Linked DNA regions of Homo sapiens: region 2 is linked to region 1. A link is an interaction called in ENCODE POLR2A ChIA-PET data of the cell type or tissue named here. Cell type or tissue: K562. All regions are shown on one strand.

What was found. Peaks named below come from ENCODE experiments on the same cell type or tissue, not always from the same donor. Only the 100,000 strongest peaks of a DNase experiment are listed, where the experiment ranks them.
Region 2: POLR2A ChIA-PET joins it to region 1 with 5 read pairs; 2 of 35 experiments call an interaction of 5 or more read pairs at or near these places.

What each region holds. Positions count from the first base shown.
Region 1 is chr17:31,571,448-31,573,947 of GRCh38, forward strand. It overlaps MIR365BHG (MIR365B and MIR4725 host gene), which reads left to right. Exons shown (of 3, transcript NR_186556.1): 2 at 638-727. Among named protein-coding and RNA genes, the nearest start is that of MIR365BHG, 1.6 kb to the left of the region's middle. RefSeq lists an enhancer at 1,919-2,500. In K562, no CTCF peak of the experiment used is centred here; no DNase peak of the experiment used is centred here; H3K27me3 peaks cover 2,083 bases.
Region 2 is chr17:31,497,415-31,499,914 of GRCh38, forward strand. The region is part of intron 3 of RAB11FIP4 (RAB11 family interacting protein 4); the gene reads left to right. Among named protein-coding and RNA genes, the nearest start is that of MIR4724, 36 kb to the right of the region's middle. RefSeq lists enhancers at 1,499-2,460, 2,461-2,500. In K562, no CTCF peak of the experiment used is centred here; a DNase peak (open chromatin) is centred at 1,117.

The DNA.
Region 1 (2,500 bases):
GAGAGAGGTTGATTATCGTAAACCCAGCGGCTCTGATGGATGAGTTTCAGGTCTCCTGGCTTGTTCATTCCCAGCCTCGGAATGTCCAGCAAGGGCGGGGCCAGCCTGCGAGGCCAAGACCTCTTTTCACTGCATCAGAAGTTTAAATCCAGTTGAGCCCTCTGACTTGCACCTCTGTAGTGGTCTGGCCTGGGGAAGACTGGCTGGGGTGGACAGAAGGAGGGCGGGACCCTCAGAGCCCACTCTTCTAGTCTGTGTGCTGGAATCACCCCTGTCCTCCCCAACCTCCAACCCCGTCAAGCTGCACCAAGGATGTTTGGCCTCTGACTCAAAGAAGGCCTGGCCTTTCCAGGCTGCAGGGCCAGATCCTCTCAGCCAGCCCCTGCAGCAGGCCCCAGCATCCCAGAGAGGCAGCGGGTCCCTGTATGTGCTCAGCACCTTCTCTCTGTAGGCGGTTTCTCTCCCAAGACATTTGAGACTTTTGCCCTCTGCCTGGTCACCTTCTTTCCTAGCCAGGATAGGGCTGGTGGATGGTTTTGTTTTTTTTTTTCCTTAAAGCCAATTCCAAACAAGGGCTGATATTTAGTTGGCCTTTCTTTTTCTTCTCTCATGGTTTTGTGGGTTGCTGGCACTTTAGGGACTCTGTTCAGAGTGGAGCCTCCTTACTCTACAGCTCGCTGGTAAGCCCTGGTGGCCCATCAGCCCACAGAAGGGGGCACTCACTCAGGTGAGTATGAATATTCACACTCCCCAGGATAAATATAGACTCGAAATAATAGTTTCTAGTCAGTTTGGGTCAGATTTTCCCACTCAGTGACAAAAACAACTTTCATTATCCAGAGTTTTGTTTGAGTTGAGAATTTTGAATAAAGGGTGGTGGGTCTGCATCAACCACAGTTACAATATGCAAGAGCTGGGTCGTGACTTCATCCCTTTGGTCTTGGTGGGACATCACCCTGACCGGTCCCATTGCCACCTGGCACATGATGCACCTCAGTCGTCAGCGTGTGCCCAGCCCAGGGCCATGCAGAGTGAGCACTCAGGGAAGGCGCATGGAACTGGACTGGGTGGCTGGTGTGTTTGGTGATAGGTTAGCTCTGCTGTCAAAGCCAAGCCCAGGTGGGTCACTGTCACATACCCAGCACGGTGTGAGGAGCTCCTCCAGCCACTCTCAGGGGCAGCTCTCCTGACCCTGCCTCCTTGATTTTGGACCAGGCGCTTTTGTTTCTGGGCCAAGCACCTGCCTGTAGCAATGGGTGTGGGGACTTGGGTTTTGCTTTGCTAGTGGAGAATATGGCTGGGATCTGGGTTAGGGCAGAAAGCTCAGGTAGATGACAGGTGCCAGAGCAGTGGTTCAAACTTGGGAGAATCACAGCAGGAGCCTATTAACAATGCAGATTCCAGGGCCCCTTGATAGACCTGGGAAGGGGGGTGCAATCAGCATTGTTAATAAGTTTGTGTGATTGTGAGGCAGGTGGCCCCAGGATTGTGCTCTGGTTGGGTGGACCAATAGGTAAAGCACAGTGTGATGAGCTTTGGGATGATGGAATGGGGAGAAGGAAGGGGCTGTAACCCAGGGAGAGTCTGGGGTCAAGGAAGGTCACCCAGAAGAGGTGAGCTGAGTCTTGAAGAACAAAGCAGGAATGGTAATAATAGCTAATCTTGATTGAACGCTTTGTGCCAGGCACAGTTCTAAGCCTTTTCCATGAATGAACCCATTCAGTCCTCCAGACAACCCCTGAAATAGGTAGTAACCCCAGACTCACACAGGAACAGACAAAAGCACTCGGGGTTAAGTTGCTGGCCCGAGGCTAGTGAGTGGTGAGCTAGGTCTTGCCTGCTTATTGCACGGCACCACGTGGGGTAAGGTGTGCCAGGCAGCGGGAGCAGCTCAGCACAGTGATGCAGGTGTGCTGTTCAGTGGTTCAGATGATGCAGAACCTAGTGTGGGGGGACTGCTTCAGTTCTGCTTTGTTGGTGGAGAATATGTCTGTGATCTTGGTTAGGACAGAAAGCTCCGGGTGGATGACAGGTGCCAGAATGTCAGTTTGAGAGGGCTGAGGCTGGAGCTGGCAATCGGGATAGCAGGCACACTTCCTCACAGTCTGAACTGGAAGGAGCGTGGAGTGTTGGGGAGAAGATGCAGTGTCAGTGCCCAGGGTGCAGCGAGGCACGGGCTGGCACCCTGACCCAGCCCCCTTCCCAGAGGGGAAGAATTCGCTATGGCCCAGCCCCTGCCCTTGGGGTCTGAGGGGATCCACTTTTGTTAGGAGCCTGCTACACACTTTGCTTTCTTTCGATCCTTACATTGCCCTTCCAGGTGGGCTTATTATTCCTATTACAGATAAGAGAGCTGAGGCTGGGAAGCCGAGTAATTTACACAGGGTCAGGTCATACAGCAAGTTAGCAGGTAGTGGTGCCAGCAGCTGGCTGTCTTTTGTGGGGATGTGTTTTCACCACAGCGGTGGCAACCTGTGTCCTGACAGGCCAGGTTCCTGCA
Region 2 (2,500 bases), 74 kb before region 1:
CTCGGGGAGTGCCAGCCAGTGGCACTGCTCCTGAGACAGACGGAGGAGTTCTGGGCAGGGGGCAGTGGCAAAGGCACAGGGGCCTGTGTGAGCAGGATGTGTCAGGGGCCCCGTCCTTCAGGATGGCTGGGCTGCAGTGGGGTGAGGCAGGACGGAGAGAGAGGAGGAAGAGTGGTGGGGTGGGCACCCAGTCGGCACCTACAGGGGTGCACATGACAAGGCTGCACAGGGTCTGGCTGGAGCAGTACAGAGGGTTAGGTGTGGGCTGTTCATGGAAGTCGGGGCTGAGTTGGGGAGGCACCAGGAGACAGCCACATGGGGATGTCTGGGTGACAGTGGCCCCCAAGCAGGGGCTGAGTGTGCGCTGCTGGCTAGAGGGAGGCTTTAAGAGCAGGTGATGGTTTTAAACCTTGTTTTCCTTGGAGATCTTCTCTCTGCCCCCTCCCTCTTGAGATTCCAATGAAAGCCAGTAGCCCAACCTCCTCAGTTTTGTGTGTAGTGTCAGAGATTCGAAGCCCCCTCTTTGATGAGGTGGTGCTTATGCCCCCTGTGCATAAGAAGCAGCATGTGCTGAGGCATTGGGGTGGGTAAAGGTGCCCAGGAGCCTGGGGTACTAGGGAAGGGGAGAGGCAGAGCATGTCCTGAGGCTGAGACCTGCTGGAAGGGGCTTTGCGAGCTGCTCTCAGGAGCTGGGCCTGGTTCTGTGGGCAGTGGGGAGCTCACAAGCTCTTAGAGGGGGTTCCCAATGGACTCCCTGGGAGGGAGAGTCTCCACCCCATGAGCCCCTAATGCCCTCTCACCTGTCCCCACTGCGAGAAAGCCTGCCCTGGCCGGAGGCCCTAAGCTGAGCTCTGGCCAGCTATGCTTGAGTGACACCCCCCAACCCCCCATGCAAGACAGCAGCTTCTGGAACACGAAGCTTGGGTAGCTGGGTCTAGCAAAGGCCACAGGACAAAGAGAGACACCTGAACTGAGCTTGCTGGGAAGACCATGGGGGCTATGTGCTGATGGGAGGTACCAGAAGATGGGGCAGGGAGGAGGAGAGGGTTATAAAAACCAAGGGCTCTGGCAGGAGGCCCTGCAGGGTTGGGAGGAGGAGAGTCACCCTGCTGACCCTGACCTGCCTGCTCCAGAAGGGCGGGTCACGTGGAGCCTTGGCCATTGGCTGTGGGTAAACATCGGTGCTCTGCTGGCTGTTCAAGGCCTGAGGGTTCTGTGGCAGAGGAGGAGCTGGGTGGGAACCCACCCTGGCTTTGGACCGTGGGTCAGCTCCATCCAGGCATGCTCTCCTTGAGTTGGATAGTGGCCTCTCTCTGGAAAGTTCCATGTCACCTCTTTGGAGGGTGCTCCCCTGAAAATGTAGCCTGACCTACCCGGTGGACTCTACGAGAAGAAAGAGCTGGCCTGAGCCACTGTTTTCCCTCCCAAACCTTCACTTTGAGTGAAGTGTTTTTATCATCGCTCCTCTTATCATGATGGTAAAGTATGGAGCCCCCAAAGCAAGCCCCACAGACTCTTGGTTGTGTGAGTAATTAAGCCCTCTCTTCAAAAAGCCACATCTTGAAAAGCTATAATTTGTAGCAAAAAATAGCTGCCCGTTCCAAGAACCAGGAGAGCCCTTTATACGCACCCCATTCAACTGCAGCACGTTACTTCGCTTTTGAGTTGAGTTGCTGGGACCTCTGGTCCATGCTTTTCTTGGGGGAACCAGAGATGCAGTGGCTGCATGGGAACTGGAGCTTCCGGTAGGCATTTGGGAAATCTTTTCTGAGAATTTAGATGGGACGATTTAAATTAGGGAACTCCTGATTTGGGTTTGCATGGCCCCAACTTTTTGTGTGACTCCAAAGGGGAGTAAAGAGAAAAACTGCAGGATACTTCAGGGGAAAGTGGATGAGACTCTCTGGACACCATTCCCCCACTTTTTCTTTTCCTTCTTCCTTTCTTTCTTCTTTTTTTTTAGATAGAGTTTCACTCTGTCGCCAGGCTGGAGTACAGTGGCACAGTCTCAGCTCACTGCAACCTCCTACTCCCTGGTTCAAGCGATTCTCCTGCCTCCGCCTCCCGAGTAGCTGGGATTACAGGCACGTGCCACCGTGTCCAGCTAATTTTTGTATTTTTTAGTAGAGATGGGGTTTCACCATGTTGACCAGGATGGTCTCAATCTCCTGACCTCGTGATCCGCCCGTCTCGGCCTCCCAAAGTGCTGGGATTACAGGCATGAGCCACCGCACCTGGCCACATTTCCCCATCTATAAGGAGGAAAATGATAATTACTTGCAGGGAGTTTACCACCTCTGTAAAGCACAGAGCAGACTGGCCACATGGTAGGCGCCCTAGTATGTCAACTTTGTTCTCTTTCTCTGAGTTGTGGCTCCACTAGCTATTTGTAGACAGGAGATCTTTGTGGCTTCAGGTAGGTGATGGGGGACTGAAAGCTAAGAGGAAAAGCCTCCCCTGACCTGCAGCTTCTCTTTGAGCTGGCATGCCTGGAATTCTT